Regions from separate parts of the Mus musculus genome. Here region 2 is linked to region 1. Evidence: chromatin loops called from intact Hi-C (ENCODE). Cell type or tissue: left cerebral cortex. All regions are shown on one strand. Links, peaks and the distances in the headings refer to the core of each region. The heading gives the core; the rest is flanking DNA.

Evidence for each region. Hi-C counts contacts between places; a loop is a spot of excess contacts. Peaks named below come from ENCODE experiments on the same cell type or tissue, not always from the same donor. Only the 100,000 strongest peaks of a DNase experiment are listed, where the experiment ranks them.
Region 2: a loop joins it to region 1, with 1.8 times the contacts of the local background. A loop is called at or near these places in 7 of 42 quality-filtered maps.

What each region holds. Positions count from the first base shown.
Region 1 is chr3:88,849,309-88,860,094 of GRCm38, forward strand. It overlaps Gon4l (gon-4-like (C.elegans)), which reads left to right. Exons shown (of 33, transcript NM_001242372.1): 4 at 5,297-5,487; 5 at 6,318-6,392; 6 at 6,507-6,557; 7 at 7,111-7,161; 8 at 7,820-7,918; 9 at 9,079-9,198; 10 at 9,581-9,751. Among named protein-coding and RNA genes, the nearest start is that of Gm23054, 8.2 kb to the right of the region's middle. In left cerebral cortex, for the core only: a CTCF peak has its summit at 4,202; a DNase peak (open chromatin) is centred at 7,559.
Region 2 is chr3:88,896,828-88,907,613 of GRCm38, forward strand. Gon4l (gon-4-like (C.elegans)) reads left to right here. Exons shown (of 33, transcript NM_001242372.1): 23 at 1,278-1,533; 24 at 2,063-2,247; 25 at 3,103-3,300; 26 at 4,751-4,894; 27 at 5,930-6,073; 28 at 6,155-6,274; 29 at 8,625-8,735; 30 at 10,545-10,755. Gm40091 (a long non-coding RNA gene) reads right to left here and starts at 2,930. Exons shown (of 2, transcript XR_867449.3): 1 at 2,845-2,930. It also overlaps the pseudogene n-R5s197. In left cerebral cortex, for the core only: no CTCF peak of the experiment used is centred there; DNase peaks (open chromatin) are centred at 4,103 and 8,580.

The sequences.
Region 1 (10,786 bases), core at 1,093-9,092:
CTGTATTCTGAGAAAGGTTGTCATGGAACTCTGACTGGACTGGTATTCGGGTTGTAGCCAAGGATATTTATGACCCTTGTGTGTCACCACTTCTCACAGTCTGTGCTTCTGGGGTAATAAGGAAGTGCTTGGTGTGTGCTAGGCAAACTACCATCTGTGACATATCCTAGCCCAGTCCTGCTCTTCTCCCGAGGATTAAAGGCATGTGCCACTGCCACCCAGCCTTATAGAGTTTCTTAAATCTGTGATTTGGTGTCTGACTGTCTTGCTTCTGCCTCTTTTTTTTTTTCGAGACAGGGTTTCTCTGTGTAGCCCTGGCTGTCCTGGAACTCACTTTGTAGACCAAGTTGGCCCTAACTCAGAAGTCTGCCTGCCTCTGCCTCCCGTGCTGGGATTAAAGGTGTGCGCGACCACGCCTGGCTGCTGCCTCTTAAACTGTGGGAATTACAGGTTTATGTCATTCACTGAACCCAGGGAAAGCACCATTGTGCCTATATATATTTTTTTTGGTTTTTCGAAACAGGGTTTCTCTGTGTAGCCCTGGCTGTCCTGTAACTCACTCTGTAGACCAGGCTGGCCTTGAACTCAGAAATCCGCCTGCCTCTGCCTCCCAAGTGCTGGGATTAAATACGTGTGCCACCACGCCCTGCTGTGCCTAATTTTTATGTGCATGCTGAGGATTGAACTCATGTTTGTATGGTAAGCACTTTACCCATTAAGTAAACCCCAGCTTTCATAAGGGGGTTCTTTTAAGATTTATTTATTTTTATTTTATGTATATGAGTGTGCCTGGTGCCTGTAGAAGCCAGAAGAGTATGTCTGGTCCTGTGGAACTGGAGTTAAAATAGTAATGGGCTACTGTGTGGGTGCTGGGAGCTGAACCTGGCTTCTGTGACAGAACAGCTAGTGTTCCGAACCCACTCTCCAGCATCCAGTGTGCTTTGTCTTAAACATAGAAGATTATGTTAATCTTTTTTTGTTGTTGTTTTTTGTTTTTTGGAGACAGGGTTTCTCTGTGTAGCCCTGGCTGTCCTGGAGCTCACTCTGTAGACCAGGCTGCCCTCGAACTCAGAAATCCACCTGCCTCTGCCTCCAGAGTGCTGGAATTAAAGGAGTGCGCCACCACGCCCGGCTCAGATTATGTTAATCTTAGTCTTTGGTAACTCCATGTTTTTCAAATAGCAGCAAACTAGAGATACCAGAGAGGGATTTGCCTTGTTGATATGTCTGTGATAATCTCTTCTAATTTGTCAGAATCCTACAGCCAAGTTTTCCCATTTGTCAGATTATATGTGCTGCTTTTCTGTAGAGCAGGGATACTTTACCTCCCTCTCTCTTGTGTAAGTTCAGAGGATATGTTTAAGTTATTGTTCCTTGTTTCCTTTTTATAGCACAAATGGTGTGATAATGAAACATTATTGTTGTTGTTTTTGTTGTTATTTTGAGACAGGGTTTCTCTGTGTAGCCCTGGCTGTCCTGGAGCTCACTCTGTAGACAAGACTGGTCTTGAACTTGCAGAGATCCATCTGTCTCTGCCTTTTGAGTGCTGGGACTGAAGGCATGCTAAATTACACTCAGCTGCTAAATTATAGTTGTGTAGTATATTTCATTGGCTTTAAAATACTTGGATAAGTTTTGTTTCCTTTAATTTGCGTCAAATTCTTAATGCATGGTTAGCCATATTTTACAAAAGAAAATATTGGAGACTCCATTACCATGGTATGTGAAATTGAGACCCAAGCCTAGGTTTTCTGACTTTATCTGATCTGTATGGATCAGATAAACAGTTTTACTGCAGGGTCTAGAATTAGAATGTTTGGCTTCAGTATATGATTGATATCTAGTGTAGTATCATTTACCTAAAATCTAGCACTTTGGAAGATCAGAAGTTGCAGAAGTTGAAGGCTAGCCTGGGCTAAATATCAAGGATCCTGTGTCAGAAACAAAACAAAACAAAAAACCATTATAGCACCTTTGTGTATGTGTTCTTTAAAAAAAATTTTTTTGGAGGGTGGGCCTGGTGTGGTGGCATGCGCCTTTAATCTCAGCTCTTGGGAGGCAGAGGCAGGTGGATTTCTGAGTTTCAGGAAAGCCTAGTGAGTTCCAGGACAGCCAGGGCTACACAGAGAAGCCCTGTCTCACAAAAACCAAAAAAAAAAAATTTTTTTTTACTCTTAGTTCATTATATATATACATGTGTGTGTGTGTGTGTGTGTGTGTGTGTGTGTGTGTGTGTGTGTGTGTGCATGTGATGTGGGTGCCCTTGGAGACCAAAGCTGTCACTTTGGTTACAGGCAGTTGTGTGCCACCTGATAGGGGTGCTGAGATTCAAACCTCAGTTTGAGCAGTACATTCTCTTAATCAGTGAGCCAGCTCTCCGGCCCTTTTATTTTTGTATTTGTTTTTGAGATAGGATCTCACCTCTGCTGGCCTATATCTCAACTTGAAGCACTTCTCTTGTTTCAGCCTTTAAGGTTATGGGAGATTATAGATATAAGCTTCCAGGAGTGGGTCTCTTGGTTTTTTGGTTTTTTTTTGTTTTTGTTTTTGTTTTTTTTTTTTTTTTAAAGACTATGTCTCATGTAACTCAGGCTGGCCTTGAACTCCTAATTCTTCTGCCTCTATTCATCAAGAACTGGCATTATTGGTATGTACCATCTTTTTTTTTTTTTTTTTTTAAAGATTTATTTATTTATTTCATGTATGTGAGTACACTGTTGCTGTCTTCAGACACACCAAAAGAAGGCATCAGAACCCATTACAGATGGTTGTGAGCCACCATGTGGTTGCTGGGAATTGAACTCAGGAAGAGCAGTCAGTGTTCTTAACCACTGAGCCATTTTCTCCAGCTCTGGTGTGTACCATCTTATTCATTGTTTTTCTCTTCTCTTCTCTTCTCTTCTCTTCTCTTCTCTTCTCTTCTCTTTCTTTCTTTCTTTCTTTCTTTCTTTCTTTCTTTCTTCTTTTATTAAAGGTTATATATGTTAGAAGTGCTAGTATAGGAAATGATATCATATCCAGATATTCAACACATACCAAATCTAATTCTAGACTCTGCAGTGAAATTGTTAATCCACACAGATCAGATAATATGTCAAATTCTAGATTTCTGTACCAATTTAATAAATTAACTATGTTACCATGGTGATGGAATCTCCAGTATTTTCTTCAGTAAAATACATCTATCTTCCCACTAGGGACCTTATGCAAATTGAATGAAATAGGTTGTATGTATGTATGTATGTATGTGTGTATGTATGTATGTATGTATGGGTTGAATATGTATTGTTTAGGGAGTGGTGCCATGGTGTACCTATGGATGTCAGAGGACAACTTGGAGAAATTGGTTCTTTCCTTTTGCCATGTGGGTTCCAGGGCTTGGCAGTTAGGCTTGGTCTCAAGCCCCTCTTATTTTTTATATTTTATAAATATTTTCCTAAGTCTCATTTAATATATTATCCTGTAGATTTCATTTCTTTGTTTGTTTGTTTGCTTGCTTGTTTTACATGCCAGTCTAGCGGCCCCCCATCTCAGTCTCCCCCTCACAGAATCCCTCCCCATCCCCCATTCCCTTCTCCTCTGAGAGGGTAGGGACACCCTCCCCCATCCCCCCCACCCTGGTTCATCAAGTCTTTGCAGGTTTAGGCGCATATTCTTTTTAAAACTATATGAGATAAACTTTTTGCCTGCATGGTTATTTGTACATACGTGCCTGCTGCGACCACAGGCAATCAGATCCCCTGGAGCTGGAGTTACAGACACTTGTGAGCCACCGTGTGGATGCTTCTAATTGAAGAGAAATCAGTGCTCTTAACCACTGAGCCATTTCTCTAGCACCCCTCTCGTCTTCCTTTCTTTCCATACAGTCTTACTGTGTAACCCTGGCTAGACTGAATCCTGCCATGTAGACCAGGTTGGCTGTGAAGTAATAGATCTGCTGCCTCTTTCTGGGATTAAAGGTGCATGGTCAGCATGCCCAGAAAAGCAGAGGTTCTTTCTTTTTTTTTTTTTTAAGATTTATTTATTTATTATATGTAAGTACACTGTAGCTGTCTTCAGACACACCAGAAGAGGGCATCAGATCTCATTATAGATGGCTGTGAGCCACCATGTGGTTGCTGGGAATTGAACTCAGGACCATCGGAAGAGCAGTCAGTGTTTTTACCGCTGAGCCATTACCCTACAGCCCCCAGGGTTTCTTTTAAAAAAGAAATTATTTTATATGTATGAGTGTGCTATCTGTTTGTATACCTGCATGCCAGAAGAGGGCATCACACTTCAGGATAGATGGCTGTGAGCCACCATGTGGTTGCTGGGAATTGAATTCAAAACCTCTGGAAGAGCAGTCAGTGCTCTTACCACTGAGCCATCTCTCCAGCCCAAGCAAGGTTCTTTATGTAGCTCATATTCTCTCTGTACTTTTGTGGCCTGGAATGTGTGATCCTCCTGCCTTCTTGTCCCAAGGTGCTAGAGATTTGCCACTAGATCTGGCAGGGATACTTCTTCTCTGTTTCAGTTTTTTAATCTGAACAATGGGAAAATTAATAGTCTCTATCAAATAGGTTGCCAGGATATGTTTTATGAGTGTCAGTTTTTTCTCTTCTTCCTTCTCTCTCTTTTTTTTAAAAATGGTTTTAGAGCTTTGTTGTAGAAAAGCAGGGGAAAGAGAAAAGGTAGAAAGAGAGAGAGAGAGAGACCAGCCATGGCCAAAAGGAGAGTAGGGGAAAGGGAGAGAGAAAAGAAAGGCTAGAGTAAGAGGGAGAGAGAAAGAGCGTTTGGTTTTTTGTTTGTTTGTTTTTGTTTTTGTTATTTTGAGACAGGGTGTTTCTGTCTAGCCTTGACTGTCTTGGAACTCTTTCTATAGACTAGGCTGGCCTCAAAATCAGAGATCTGCCTGCTTTTGTCTCTGTCTATAGAGATCAGATTAAAGGTATGTGCCAGTACTTCCTGGCTTGTGTTAGCTATCTTGTTTTGTTTTATTCGAGACAAGGTCTCACTATTTAGCTCTTACTGGCTCTTCTGGAAATCACTGTGTAGACCAAGCTGGCCTCTGCTTCCTAGTTCTGGGATCGAAGGTGCTCACTACCAGTGCCTAGCTGAGTGTTAGCTGTTATGCCTAGTTCCATAGTACCATTGCCAACTTCATGATAAACCATCACTGCTGCATCATGCTGTTTGGTTTTCTGAGTCAGACAGCAGCCAGGTTGGTTTTCTTTCACTGCTGGTTTGGACCGAAGTTCCTAGAGGAGTATTTTAGGAGATCCTGGTGATGTTCTTCTTGGTTCATTTGCAGAAGAGCAAGACAGTGAAGAAAGTGATAAAAAGAAAAAAACTAAAAAGGGTACTAAGAGGAAACGAGATGGAAAGGGTCCGGAGCAAGGGACGATGGTGTATGACCCGAAACTGGATGACATGCTGGACCGCACCTTGGAGGATGGCGCCAAGCAGCACAATCTGACGGCAGTCAATGTCCGAAACATCCTGCATGTGAGTCACCGTGGGCTGCTGCTCAGTCTGCACGGAAACTTCCAGAGAGAGCAGATACCTAAGCCCTCCACTCCTGCTTTGTGATTGGCAATTTTGTCTTCTGTGTATGACAAGGTGTTTTACATCCTGAGATAGCTGCCTCTCTGCACTCAGCATGCACTCAGTACACACCTGTGATGAGAAAATGACCTACCTATACTTCCTTCCACTGAGTAGATCAATAATGGACCAGGTCAGAAAAACAGCTATTGTAGTTGGTAGTGCTTTGTACATATGTAAGGAATGCCTTTGAGAGCTAGCAGAGTATTTGCTTAGTATGCACAAGCGTGGCCAGGGTTCTATCCTTAGCAAGATTTAAAAAAAAAAAAATGCCTTTGATACCTAATTCTCTTCCACCTCTTACCTGGTATGCATATTCCTGGTTCCAGTAGCAGGTAATGAGTGGGGCCATTTGCTGTTACATTGTTTCAAGGATTGCATTTGTCTTCTTTCTCTCTTTTTTTTATTTTTTTTGGTTTTTGGTTTTTGGTTTTTTGAGACAGGGTTTCTCTGTAGCCCTGGCTGTCCTGGAACTCTGTAGACCAGGCTGGCCTCGAACTCAGAAATCTGCCTGCCTCTGCCTCCCGAGTGCTGGGATTAAAGGCGTGCGCCACCACACCCGGCTGTCTTCTTTCTCTTTAGTTGCCTCACTTGACCCCAGGTTGAAGCTGTTTGAGAATCTAGCTACTATTTATCCTCCACAATTGTAGCTGCAGAGTTATGTACAGTTGACTATAGTCCTGATGGCAAAGCCTTTGGCCTAACGTGGGATTTCCTCTCTCCCCCCCCAGGAAGTAATCACAAATGAACATGTTGTGGCTATGATGAAGGCAGCCATCAGTGAGACAGAAGACATGCCGCTGTTTGTGAGTAGCTTCGTGTCAGGCTTTCCAAGTGTGGGAGGCCATGTAGGCATTTGTAAACAACTTGACACATCTCAGACTTGAAAAATGACATCATAATTGTATGTCCCTTCTTAGGAGCCTAAGATGACCCGCTCTAAACTGAAGGAAGTAGTGGAGAAAGGAGTGGTATGTGTTCTGGAGTTTCTCTTTATCTTGGGAAGTAGAATCTCGTTCCAGGTTATTCACAGAGAAGGAAGTCATGAACGACTGTGGCCTGGGTTTGCCTCTTGATAGAATTCTGTGTAGGCTGGGACTCTTAGCTCAGTGTGATCTTGCCTAATATACATGGAATTCTGAGTGTGAGAGCCCCGCCCAGTTTTTCCTGAGGTACCCTGGCACGGGTCAAGGGCGTCCAGGCTTCATCCTTGGGTAGTGCTCCCTTCTGCTAGCTATGAAGCTTTGGTGGTGTGGTGGTGGGTTGCTTGAGGCAGGTCACATGTTATGACCCAGGCTGACCGGGATCTTACTGAGTAGTCCAGGCTCTTCTGAGCTCTTGACATTCTTCCTCTGAGCCCTGCAAGTGCTGGGATCATACATCCTGCAGATACTTTAGTGTACTGTGCTTAGTGACAGTCAACACTTATAGCCCACTCTAGCTACTTACTAAGCAGATGGCTCTCTCTGATTATTAGTAAAAGGAAAAACAGCTTCATGTTATTACGTGCATTCTTTTTAATAGGTAATTCCAACTTGGAATATTTCACCAATTAAGAAAGCCAGTGAAATTAAGGTAAACTTAGAAGCAGTCATTGTTACTCTTTTTCCAAAATACTTCATCAGTTTTGAAACCTAACTATTTCTTCTGTATTCACTATCTTGTAGACCTGTCTTCTTTTATTTACAGGTTTGGGTTTTTCCATTCTGTTACACCTAACCTTCTACCTTGTGGAATTATACAAATACTGCCTGTGTTATTTGATATGGCTGTACATTACACTCATAGAATTATTATCTCCCTAATATCTTCACTTTATTTTCCAAATGTGTGTGATCTGTGCTTCCCCTCCCTCCCTCCTTGCCTCCCTCCCTCCTTCTCTTTTTCTCTCCCTCCTCCTCTTTCTTTTTCCCATCTGGCTGCTGCTGCTGCTGCTAGAAGCCAGAGCCTTATGCATAGTGAGCATGCATTCTGCCCCGAGCTTTCTAGTCTCCCACCCTATTCCGTTTCTTTGTCTTTGTTACTTTATATTTATGTATTCACGTGTGTGTGAGTGGAGGGAGCGCCTGCCATGGCCTGTGCAGGTTAGAGGACAGACAGTTGTGGGAATTACTTCTCTCCTTCTGCTATGCTGGTCCTGAGGGGGAACTCAGGTCGCTGGGCTGTGCCTCTAGCTGCTGAGCAGTCTTTCTGGAACCCCACCCCCACTTTCGTGTGCGTGTTTCTATTAAAGCAGCCTCCCCAGTTTGTGGATATTCACCTTGAAGAAGATGACTCCTCAGATGAAGAGTATTCGCCAGATGAGGAAGAGGAGGATGAGACAGCTGAAGAGGTCAGCGGGTGCTCATTGTTAGTAGAGAGTGAAGCTGGGCTTCATAGGAAGGGCTGACTTGGGGAATTAGTGTTGTCACCCATTCTAGGGAGATGATTGAAGCATGCTTCTCCTAGAAATTGCTTTGCTGTGAGGTGTTATTGTGTTCTTTAAACTCCCTAAATATTTAAATATAATTATGAAGTATAACATATAACACAAAGGTGAACTATAGTTTCAGTACCTGGGACGTGCAGGTGGGAGGGTCAGGGATTCAACTTTATCCTTAGCTAACAATATGTTTTAAGCCCTGTTTGAGAAACCAACAGACAAGTTGTACCCCAACCCTGAAGTCTTGATGGTAGCTACTGTTTCTTTATAGTTACATCAGCTCTATACCTATCACCTGGTGTGACTTCATGTATCCCCTGATAGAGACCTTTATGTACTGTGGCGTGAGTTTTCCTGTTCATGAGCTTTATTGTTGTTGTTGTTGTTAATTTATTTTATTTTTTATTTTATTTTTGAGAAAGGGTCTCATTATGTAGCTGTAGCTAGCCTAGAGTTCCCTAGGTATATCAAGCTAGCCTCAAAGTCATAGAGATCCTCCTGCCTCTGCCTCCTGAGTGCTGGAATTAAAGGTGTGAGCCACCACGGTTGGCCTTTTATAAAAAAGGTTTTCTTCTTCTTTATGTTTGTTTTTTTGTTAATGCCTTACCCTTTAACAGTTTATGACGAGATGAGGTGAAAGATTTGATTCCTGCCATCTTTCCATCTCTAGGCTATTAAGTCATTGAAAATTCATTTTTTTCTGTGACATATACAATTATTATATGCATGACATATTCTTTCTATGACACATATTATATATGTGTGTATGTATATATGCATGTATATACCTGTGTGTGGGGTTGTTTGTTTGTTTGTGTGCGTGTGCCACAGTTTGGTGGTAGAGATGAGAGGACATTCTGATAAGAGTAGATTCTTCCCTTCTACCATGTGGATCTTGGGAGTTGGATTCAGGTTGCCAGGCTTGGTTGCTTACACCCAGTCTTCTGCTGTGCCATCCTACCGACCCAAATCCCAAATGACTGGTATTTTGTGCTTTATTCTGTTGTGACATTTCGTGCTCTGGACGGAGGTTGGGGCACACACATGAGAGCGCCCTGGGTTTGTTTTAGAGCTTATTGGAAAGTGATGTTGAAAGCACTGCTTCGTCTCCACGGGGAGTGAAGAGATCCAGACTGCGGCTGTCTTCTGAAGTGGCCGAGACAGATGAGGAGAGTGGCATGTTGTCAGAGGTAATCAGCGTCAGACAAGGAGACTTTACACACTAGATGAGCACTGGCTGCTTTTTATAAGTAGCTGATCTATCAGTGGGATTTTGGGTTTTCATTTTTTTCAAAGTTCCTCAAGGGAATGAACAGTTAAGAGACGACTGAGACCTAGTCATGGCAGAGAAGTTTTCTGAGTTCTCATGTGTTACATACTATCTTTAAAGCCAAGTAGTGTTCTGTTTGCTTCATTGGAAATAAGATGATAGCTAGTTAGATCTGTGTGTTGAAGTTGCCATTCATCTGTCTGCATCTAGAAAAGAGGAAAATGGCCACGATAAGTGCATGTGGAAGACCCGCCTTTCCCTCTCCCTCCTCTCTTCCTAACACAGTGTCCTTTTTTAATCAGGTTGAAAAAGCCGCCACCCCTGCCCTCAGGCACATCAGTGCTGAGGTCGTGCCCATGGGGCCTCCACCTCCTCCCAAACCAAAGCAGAGCAGAGACAGTGTTTTCATGGAGAAGCTAGATGCGGTGGATGAGGAGCTGGCCTCCAGTCCTGTCTGCATGGACTCTTTCCAGGTAAGCATCGCCAGGGAGTTGTCGAGAGAATAACTTACCGTTATTTACTTTCTGCTCAGATAAGGCTGTGGGGCTGACAGGGATGACAGTTTCTTCTTAGGTGGGTGTCCCGTTACTGTTTGTCTTTGATTCTCACGCTTTGTGCTGCTGCTTTTTCAGGTAAAAATGCAGTACTTTTGTTGTTGTTGTTGTTTATTATTAATTATTATTTTGTTTTTTGAGAGATCACCTGCCTCTGTCTCCCAAGTGCTGGGATTAAAGACACCCAGCCTGGCTTTTTTTTTTTCTTACTTTCTGTTTTTAAAGACAGGGTCATAGTAGGTAGTCCTCGAAGGAAGTCTTGGGACTTGATAGGTAGACTGGTTGGCCTTAAACATAGCTCCCTAAAATGCTGGGATAAATGGTACACACCGCCATGCCCAACTGAGATTGACAGGTTTTAAGAAAGGAATAAACAGTGGGACAGTATTTAAAATTAGCAAGATAAGCTGTGCATAGTGGTAGATGCCTTTAATCCTAGCACTAAAAACAAAATTAAAAAAAAGAAAGGTAATGTGAAGACAAACCTAGAATATTTGAAAATATTTACAAGCTGCATTTTGATCAGAGACTTAAAACTACAATCAATTTAAAGAACATAAAATTCTGGAGCTAAGAGATGGCTCAGTAATTAAGAACACTGATGCCAGGATTGGTGTAGAGCACTCCTTTAGCTCTGAGTTCATGGCCAGCCTGATCTATGGAGTGAGTTCCAGGACAGCCAGGGAACCCTGTCTCAGAGCAACAAACAAAAGAAAACAAAATAACCCCCCACCCAAACAAACAGAATCACTGGCTGCTCTTCCAAAGGACTCAGCCACATTTAGCTCATAACTGCCTACAACTCCCAATTCAGGGGATCACTCACCTTCTTTTGTTCTTTGTAGATAATGTATACAAATGGTGTATTTTGCTCAGGCTAAAATACCTATATTTATAAAATAAAAGTAAATAAATTGAAGGCTAGCAGAAAGGTTCACCAAGTGAAAGTTATTT
Region 2 (10,786 bases), core at 1,068-9,067, 47 kb after region 1:
GACATGTGCAGAGGTCAAAGGACCAGGTCACGTGGCTATCTCCTTCCATCATGTGGGTCCCAGGAGCTGAGCTCTGTGGTCAGACTCGATCGCAGGTGTCTATACCTGTTGAGTCGCCTCACTGACTGCCTAGAACATACATTACATGCCACAAAAACAAACAAATAAGCAAGCAAACAAAAACTCTTCATGGCAAGGACGCCATGGGTAAAGTTACCTGTCGCTCACCCTGGTACCACGTGGTATAATAGAGACTGACTATCATGAATTTTCCAGGGACCCGTCACATGTGCCATGGCATTCATGTTCCTCGGGGCTTGTACACAGCCATCAGCAAGTGTGACTTTAAAATAATAGCCCATAAATGCTGGAGAGATGGCTCTTCACTAAGGGTCACTTGTTCTTCCATCAGATGGCAGGTTTTAGTCACAGCACCCACATGGCTACTCTTGACCCATAGTAACTCCCGTTGGAGGGAATTTGATGCCATTTGCAGGCATGTGGTGCACAGATCTACACACATGCAAAACTTAAAAATGATACAGTAATAATTAAAAATAATTTTAAATAGTCATAAGAATTGAGGAATAGCTAAACAGTAGAGCTAGTGTACCTGTCGGGTATGGTGTTGCACACCAAGTCCCAGCACTTGCAAGGCAAAGGCAGGCAGATCTCTGCGTTCCAGGCCAGCCTGGTGTATATAGTTAGTTCCAGGACATCCAAGCAAATCTTGTCTTTAAAAACCAAAGCAAACCAAACCAAACCAACGTAGCACATGTACTTAACATGTGCAAGGCCCTGATTCAATCCCCAGCCATACAGAGATGAAGCAAAGGAATAAATAGAGGAGAAGGAGAAGAGAAGGTATAAAAAGTTGCTAAGCAAAGCTGTCCTCAGGACCTCAGGCTTCTCTGGTTCTCAGTGTTGGCCCTGCTTTGCCTCTGGCCTGGCTGCCTGCCCTGCGGTGTTCCCCAAAGACTTGCTGTTTCTCCTGGCCGTGTGCTCATGGTTCCACTCCTCTCTCCTCTTCCTCATTTTCTCTGTCTTAGCTTTTCTGCCATGCACCAGCAGGTAACTAAAAAGCCTGCCTATGTCTAATCCCTCTGCTAATGGTTGTAGCCATTTTTATTCAACCAGTATCTTTAAATTAAGGAACAAGGTTTGCACAACAAAAGATGGCATGCAGGAGAAATCACTCATAAGTAGACCTTCTGGTACACATTTTATCATTACAATGCAGAGCAGCAGACAAAACCTCAACAAAATGGTGCTTTTAGGAAACAATGGAGAAACTGACTTGGCTGGCATCTGAAAGGAGGATGAGTCAGGAGGGTGAGTCTGAGGAAGAGAACTCCCAGGAGGAGAACTCTGAGCCAGAAGAAGAGGAGGAAGAAGAGGCAGAAGGAATGGAAACCTTGCAAAAAGAGGATGAAGTGAACGATGAAGCCGTTGGAGATGCTGCCAAGAAACCCCCTTCTACCTTGGCCTCACCTCAGACTGCTCCAGAAATAGAGACCAGCATAGCCCCCGCAGGTAAGTGCAGCAGCTCTCCAAGCTGCATTGCCCAGAGACAGAGTGCAGAGTGCGCTTTGTCACCTGGAGCTTCTCTTCCTTCCCCAGACAGACGAGAACCGCCCCTCTGCAGAGCCTTAAATCCTCATCAACACCCGGTTTACACTAGGTTGCCCTTGTTTTTTCCGTGGTTCTTGCCTCTTGTGTGCCTGAGGCTAAGAGCTGTTTGGCCTTCATGTTCCTCCTTCAACTTCTCTTCTGTCGTTTTTAGGTAGCTCAGGTGGTATTTCTGTTAGGCCACCTCTCCCCCTTCCCAGCCTTGGACTCCTTTCTCAGCTGCAGAACTCCTGGTCAGCTTGCGTCCCGGACACTGTTGAAGGGCGTGTGGTGCACTGCGCAGTGCTGGTGCTGTCCTGGAGGCTGGCTCTGCTGCTGACCTAGCTATTCTTCCCTAGCTGTGCCGTGATATTAGTCGGAGTGCACGGGGTGGCCTTTACGCTGGATAGCACAGTTTCAGGGATTGAGAAGGAATCTTTTTCACTACTCCAAGGGGAGAGCATCAAAGCTGCTGGAAAGGGACGGAGCAGTCATCGGGCTCGAAACAAACGGGGAAGTCGGGCTCGGGCCAGCAAGGACACCTCCAAGCTGCTGTTGCTGTATGATGAGGACATTCTCGACCGGGACCCACTCAGGGAGCAGAAGGACCTGGCGTTCGCACAGGCTTATCTCACCAGGGTAGGCAACTGCTGCCATTCCTGTCAGTCTGCGCATTTGTAGCTGCTGCTTTGGAGGAAGAAGCTTTAAACATGATTGGGGCTGGGGGTGGGGGTGGAGGTAGCTTAGCAGCAGAGTACTTGTCTAGCATTCTAGCATGGGCAAGACTGGGTCAGCCCCAGCACAACCAAAAACTAAGTCTTTTCTCTAGGTGCACAGTAGACTTTGTGTCTGCCACTGCGTTCTCTAACAACCGGCAGGAGACGTGTGGCTTGGTCATCGGTGCCCCTACCCTCACTCATCTCACCTCTCTTTCACGCAGAGATTAGGCTATTGCCCCCCTCAATGGCAAGTTGTGACTTCCCAGATTGGGCTGACATAGGACCTTCACTGAACACTCAGGGTGTGCAGGCTGGGAGAGCTGGGCTCGGGAGCGAACCTCGGTCTTGCGTGTCTAGGCACACTGTGCCGCTTCCTCCTTAGTTAACTCAGCAAAGGGAGGCCCTCCGAGGGGTAGGCATGACTTTTTCCTTCTGTTATTGTTTTAGTAACATTCTAAGTTTGTGTATTCTGTACCTTGGTATGACGTGTCTTAGAATTCATATCCATATGCCTTACCTGGATGATGCAGTGCTGAAGTCAGAACCCGTGAAAATCAGTCCCTGGTTTTTAAAGGGTTAAAGGCTGTCCAGTTGCCCCTCCGAGGAAAGGAGTTGTGCCTTGCTGTTTGTTCTGTGTGTTGTTACTCCTTGGGTCAGAGGAGTGCCTGTGAAGGGAGCTCTCAGAGCCGTGTGAGCACAGCTGCCTTCTGTGCCCTTGTCGGTTAGGATTGCAGGCCCACAGAAGGATGCTGACCAGTGCAAGTATTCCTTGTAGGTACGTGAAGCTCTCCAGCACACCCCTGGCAAATACGAAGATTTCCTTCAGATCATCTATGAATTTGAGTCAAGCACCCAAATGCACAGCGCTGTGGATCTCTTCAAAAGCTTGCAAACCCTTCTCCAAGACTGGCCTCAGCTCTTGAAGGACTTTGCTGCTTTCCTGCTGCCTGAGCAAGCCCTGTCGTGTGGACTCGTAAGTCCACTTTGACGGGCAAAGACTTTACAGCTGACTCCGGGGCAGAGGCAGAGGGGCTCCAATGCAGCCAATCAAGACAGTTCCAGTTTTCCCGTTTGTTTACAGGGTTTTATCTGTAGTACAAGTGGAGATCTTGATACGTCACACTCTGCCCTCCCTTCTGAAAAGTACATTTAAAAATTTTTTTAAAATATATGGACTTTCTAGGTAGCCCCTGTTGGCCTAGAACTCATTGTTTAGGTGATGCTGCACGGAGATCCTCCTGCCTCTGCCCCTCAAGTGCTGGGATTAAAGGCGTGTGCTGTCATGCCCCATCTCCTTTATACTAAGCAATTGTTTAGTGTCAGACAAATCTTGATGCTAACAATAGCAATTAAAAAGATATTAATTTCTCTGCCCTCAAAAGAGCCTTCAGTCTCAAAAAAGTCTGTAACATAAGATCATAAAAATAGTCAAGTATATAGTACATTATCTTTTATGATGATAATTATTTCACAGAAAACTAGAGCAAGATAAGATAAGCAAGAGACTAGAGAATTGTAAATGGGCAAGGAGATGGTTTGTGTGTATGTGTATGTCTGTATGTAATGTCTATGTATGTCTGTGTGTGTGTATGTGTGTGTCTGTGTGTGTGCTTGTGTGTGTATGTGTCTGTGTGTATACATGCTTATAATTTCAGCACTCAGGAAGCTGAGCCAGAATGATTGCTGCTGATTCATAGCCAGCCTAGGTCTGATGCCTGTTCAGAATTCTGGATTCTGTGGTCCATAGTGAAAGCCTGTCTTCAAAAAGACCAAGAGTTGGAGACTAAGAGTTGAAATGGGAGGAAACACATGTTGTGCGTGGTGACTCCTAAGTAATTCCTGTGCTTGGGAGGAAGAGACAGGGAGTGAGAAGGGGGTGGGGGAATGAATATGAATATGCAATATCAGTTCTAGACTAGTCTTCTTGTTCTGACAGGTAGAAAAAGAGACAGGAATAAAGAGTAACCTCATCATTTTGACAGATTGGTGCTCATTTTATGGTGGCTTAACTATACATTTAATGTCCATCTTCCCTCTGGCTTTACTATTGAGGATCAAAGGAACTTATATGTAGAAGTAATTTGTACACTCTGACGTTCCATTTGGGTTTAAATATCTTATTTTATAATCCATAAAATAAAATAATGAAGAACTTTAGATATATATATCTCTTATTTGTTTTGAGATAATCCTCATGTGTACCCCATGCTGACTTTGACCTTAGAATCCTTCTGTCTCAGCCTCCTACTAGTAAGAGAGAGATACATATCTATTAAATCTTTCACATAACCGTTTCTTGGATTTTAAATAGACACCTGTCATGAGCAGTGCCTCTGACCCATTGCTCTTAGCTCTTCTCAGAGCCTTCCTGTCCGGCTTAGCTGTATAGTGACTCCTTTCTTGTCTTCCTTCCGCTCTGATAGTTTGAGGAGCAGCAGGCTTTTGAGAAAAGTCGAAAGTTCCTCCGGCAGCTGGAGATCTGTTTTGCCGAGAACCCCTCCCACCACCAGAAGATCATCAAGGTTCTTCAGGGCTGTGCAGACTGCCTTCCTCAGGACATCGCCGAGGTGCTTCCCATCCCACTTCCCGGCAGCTTGTTCCTTCCCGCTCGCTTTATTGATTCTATGTGTATGGTTGTGTTATGTACATATCTTTGTGCATCAGATGCATGCCTGGTGCCTGCAGAAGTTAGAAGAGGGCATTGTATTTCTTGGAACTAGAGTTACAGATGGTCATGAATTACCATGTACTGGGAACCTATCCCGGGCCCTCAAGTGCTCTTGTCTCCAGCACCCATGTCCTGCCTCCTAACCGTCACTTCTGTACCTGCCTAATGTGTTCCATATCATTTCCCTCTGGAGTACCATAAACTAAGGAGATGCAGAAAGCAAGGGTGTTTTTTGACTTAGCTACTATAGTATAGTATGAAGCAGAGGGACAATCCAGAGCCTGACTGCCACTCATCAGTGGTCTAGGAGAGAGGTTGAAGAAAGTGGGTGCTGAAGGGTTTGCTTATGCGGGGGACCAGTCAGGCAGGAATGGATAGTACTGTCTTTGGGAATTGCATTTGTGACTAATATTCTCCCTCCCTACCCAACTCCCACCGCTGTAGGCAAGCAAGCAGGGAAAAGCTTGAAAATTCTTATTTATCAAAGATAGGATGCATGGGCCGAGGAGATGGCTTACCTGGTAAACTTGTTAGCTGCCTGGTGTCTTAAATTAAACCCCTGAGACCTGAATGAGTTTGTGTTAATTAATTACTTTCCAAGGCACACAGTGGCCTGTGCGCACTCACTGCCAAGCCTGAATACCTGAGTTTGCTCCCTGGAATCCACATGGTAGAAGGGGAGAACTGACTCCTAGAAGTTGTTGTCATTTGAGTTCCACAGGTGTGCTGTGGTTTACACACACACACACACACACACACACACACACACACACACACACACACACACACACTTAATTTAAAAATAAAATAATTTAAAAATCAAAAAAGTTAGTTAGGCTCTGTCGAAGGCAGAATGTGGGCTTCATGGGGACGGGTTTAGCGCAGTCTAGGGGTGTTCTGCTGATGTCTTCTTAGCCTTCACAACTTTCCCCAGCTCAAGACACAGATGTGGCAGCTCCTCAGAGGCCACGACCACCTACAGGATGAGTTCTCCATCTTTTTTGATCATCTGCGCCCAGCAGCTAGCAGGATGGGTGACTTTGAAGAGATCAATTGGACTGAAGAGAAAGAGTATGAGGTATAGGTTGTCAAGGGGAAAGACTGCCTGGGGCAGGGGTTGGATCCCCAAGTCTACTCACTGCCACCAACTCTCATTTAGTTTGATGGCTTTGAAGAAGTGATACTCCCTGATGTGGAAGAGGATGAAGAGCCCGCCAAGGTGTCCACAGCCTCCAAGAGCAAGAGGCGAAAAGAGATTGGGGTCCAGCATCAAGATAAGGTATGCATGCTGTGGGGGAAATAGCTGCTTCTTTCTCGCTGTGAATTCTACTTTGTACTTATCAGTGGTGTGTATAGGATAGCTGCAAGTCTTAAGCTTGGAGATGCTTATGGGGCACACACCACAGGTGAGGCTGCCGTGGAGGATCCATGAGTAGTTGGGAGGAGCACCCATCAAGCCTCGTTAGAAGGAATCACAGCCAGGCATGATGGCATTCCTACCCCTCGAGGCTGAGGCAGGCATATTGTGCTGCTTCAAAGGTAGCTTAGGCTACATAGTGAAACCCTCCCTCAAGAAAGAAAGGGAACAAATACAAAACAATCAAGCAAAATACCCCTAGGTATTTCATGCTTTTATCCTAGCTCAGAGCTGCCATGTTTCTTACCTTTGGGGTTTTTTTTTTAACTTTTTCCCCTGGAAGAAATAATGATAATTTACAACTGGCAAATGTAGCAGTTGTATTATACGTGACAGCATCATATAGGTTATTAATTAGTTCATGAAATTGTCATATCAATACTGCAGTGGGTTTTACTTATGTAACTGAAGTGCATAGACAAGCTAATGCCAGAGTGAGACTCTTCATCTGTCAGTGTTGAGCTACTGATGTATATGACTTATTTCTAGTTGGAGAGTCTGCTCATACTTAGTACCAGAAAAGCCTTGGGCTAAGATGGATCACAGCCTGGTGACAAGAGATTGAAATCAGGTCCCTATGGTCAGACCTCCATATGTATGTTAGTGTGCATGTATGCACATATGTGTATGTAGTAGATGTAGTAATCTTAGAGAACAATGTGTTTCTGTGTAGGAAAATGTCAGTGTGAATGTAGGTGCACACAGAGACCGGAAGAGGCGGTTTATGTGCCTCTTACTTTGCGGACTCCTAAACTTAATTTCTCTGCAAGAGCAGTACGTAATTGCTTTTGCTACCGAGCCATCTCTTTAGTTCCCCCAAATTAATTTATTTCTAAAGATTTGTTGTTGTTGTAGTAAGTAGAGCTTATCTGTGTAGCCCTGGCCCTGGAATTTACTATATAGACCAGCTTAGCCTCTAGATTAGCTGTTTGTCTTCCTGATGATGTAATTAGAGGTGTTGGCGACTCTGGGGAGTGTTTGTTGTTTTACGTTCATGTATGTTGTGTGTATGGGGAATGCATGGACGCCATGGAACATTTTTGGTGGTAGAAGAAGACAGCTGGTTTTGATTTTCTCCTTCTGCCGTTTGGGTTCCAGGGACTCAACTCCGGCTCTCAAGCCTCAGGACAGGTTCCTTACCCACTGAGCCATCTCACTGGCCTAAGATGTTGTCTATCTGCTGTCTGCCTGTCTTTTTTTTTGGGGGGGGGGCTGTGGGGGGGTTTTGTTTTATTTGATACATTGTTTCTCTGTGTAGCCCTAGCTGTCCTGGAACTCAGGACAAGGCCTACTTTTGCCTTCCCAGTAAGGGAATCCAAGGCAAATCCCTCCACGCCCAATCAGAAGTCTTTAAATCTGTGGGTTTTCTTTTGTTTGCTTTTAAATTTAATTTATATGCTTACATGTTTGTCTGCATGTACATCTCTGTACCAACCATATTGTGCCTGGTGCCCATAGACGTCAGAAGAGGCCATCAGAGAGCCACCATGTGGGTACTAGGAATCAAACCTGGATGCTCTGAAAGAGCAGCCACTCTCTTAACTGCCAAGCTGTTTCTCTAGCTAACCTCTTTTAAAAAAAAAAAAAAACAAAAACCTATTTATTCATTTTACGTATATGAGTACACTGTAGCTGTCTTGAGGGCAACAGATCCCTTTTACAGATGGTTGTGAGCCACCATGTGGGTCCTGGGAATTGAACCCAGGACCTCTGGAAGAACTGGCAGCACTCTTAACCCCTGAGCCATCTCTCCAGCCCTCTAGCTAGCTAGCCTCTCTAGCCTCTTAAAGCCACATTTCTTTAGTGTCTGTCTGCAAAGCTTTTGAGTAAATAAATGGCCTTGAGAACTTGTGCATCGAGTTAATTACAGTTCTCGGGTTTTGGCTTTATTGAGTAGAGTCACTGTACAAAGCCATTTCTAAGAGTTTAGAGAATACACCAGGAGTCAGAAAGTCTGACCTGGATCTACTCTGGAGTTCCCCAGTGCATTTCTTCTTTAAAATCTGTTTGACTTAAGTTTGTCCTGGGCCTATGGCATGCCTCTTTCTTTGGATCATTGTGGACTCTTCAGGGATTCTTAAGGGACTGTAACCAGTGTCCCCTCAGTGATAAGATGGTACATTCTCAAAGAGGAGTGGGAGGCCTCTCAACTCAGCTGTTTCTCTCAGTTCTGAAAGTAGTGGGCGGCTAAGGAAGCCGGGGTTTGTTGTAGGACACCGAATGGCCTGAAGCAGCCAAGGACTGTTCCTGTTCCTGCCATGAGGGAGGTCCCGAATCTAAGCTGAAGAAGAGCAAAAGGAGAAATTGTCACTGCAGCAGCAAGGTGAGAAAGGCGCTTGATGTGGGGACTGCCCAGGCCTCGATGTCACTGCAGATGCTGGGGCTTTGTTGGCATGGGGCTGGGGGCTCACACCCTCCTACCTCTGCTCTGCCAGCTGGGAGTGAAGGTGTGTGCCAACACTCCTCATAGGTGCTGTTCTGCTACTACAGGTTGGTGTCTTTTTGAATTTATAAAGTGATCATATACATCAGATTATATGCAATACACAGATGTGCACATACATAAAATAAATGGACCCTTCTACAAAATCTAAAATGGAGCCAGATGCCTGGCCTGTAAACTCCGCATGAGAAGGAGGTAAAAGCAGGAAGATCAGAAGTTCTAGGTCATACTCAGCTACATCACAATTGTGAGGGCAGCCTGGGATGGTAACACCCTCTCTCAAAGCCAAAGGACATGGGCGGATTTTTCCTTTTGTTGTCATGGTTTGTCTTGTTGTTTGGTCTTGAGACAGTGACTTGTTACATAACCCAGCTTGACCCCAAACTCACCATCCTTCTGTCTGTATCTTTTGAGTTTTAGGACTATGGACATAAATCCCACACTCAATTTATGTGTAGCTGAGATCAAACCCAGGGCTCCTTTTATGGTAGGCAAGCACTCCACCGATTGAGCTACATCTTCAGCTTTAGATTTTTTTGCCTTTTTTTCTGAGGTGATGTTGGTTGCTTTTAAATTTTTAAGATAAAGCCTCATGTAGCCCTTGCTGTATTGACCATGTAGTGAGCCTTGGACTCCTGCCTCCACTGCTTAAGTGCTGGGATTACAGTTGGGTGTCTCTGTATATCCTTGACTGTCCTGGAATTTACTCTATAGACCAGGCTAGTGTCTAACTCACAGAGATCCATCTGCTTCTGCCTCCCAGGTCTTGGAATTAAAGGTATGCTCCCCAACTTCCTATCTGGATTTTCCTTTTTAAACAATCTATGACCTACGGCCATACCACCCTGAATGCACTCGATCTTGTCTGGTCTTGGAAGCTAAGCAGGGCGAGGCCTGGTTAGTATTTGAATGGGAGACCACCTGGGAATACTGGGTGCTGTAGGCTTTTTTTTTTTTTTTTTTTAAGGAAAAAAAAAACAGTCTTTGATTTGAATATGGTGTTCACATCTTGGGAGACAGAGACCAGGGGCTGGGAAACAAACACTGTATAGCATGGAGCGAACATAAAGCCTCAGTCTCAGAACACTGGTGGTTGGAGGGATAGTGCAGCAGTTAAGAACACTGGCTGGCCTTCCAAAGGCCGTTGCTTCTTTTCCCTGCACCTACACGGCAGCTCACAACTGTCTATAACTCCAGTTCTAGGGGATCCAGTGCTTTCCTCTGGACTCAGCACCATAGGCACATGGTGCACAGACATGAATATGCATAAAAATATGCATAAAATGAATATGCACAGCCATGATATGCATAAAATGAATAAAACTAATGCTTCTAGAAATGGAGAGTAAAACTGTAGTTAAAGTACTTCCTTATAGACTTGTTATTGTCTGGGGACATCCTCTATGAAGTCTGCTTCTGTGTGATATCATTGTGGGTAGGCCCTACAATTGTCTCCTTAGGTTTCCCTTTCTTTTCATCAAATAAACCTGTGAGCAAAACGGAGTAAAGATAACTTTGGATCTTCACAGTGAGTTGATTAGTATCACAAATGGAGTCCTCATTAGAAACAGACTCCTACTATTTAAAAGCATGCTGGCTGACTTGCTGAGCACCAGCAGAGGCCTTGCCTTGGGGAGGCCTGAGACATAGGAAGGTCAGGGCATTTTTAACCTAGAGTCGCCCTTGCAGGTCTGTGACAGCAAACCCTACAAGAGCAAGGAGCCCCCTGAGTTGGTGGGCAGTGGCCCCCTCCACGAGGCCAGTACTGTGCCTGGCAGTAAGGAAGCAGGGCAAGGCAAGGACATGTTAGAAGAGGAAATCCTGGAGGAGCAGGAGAACATGGAGGTGACCCAGAGTAAGACTGCCAGGACCACGCGAAAGGGAGAGGCACCTGCTCCAGGTAAGTGACTGACCACGCTACGGCTGCTGCT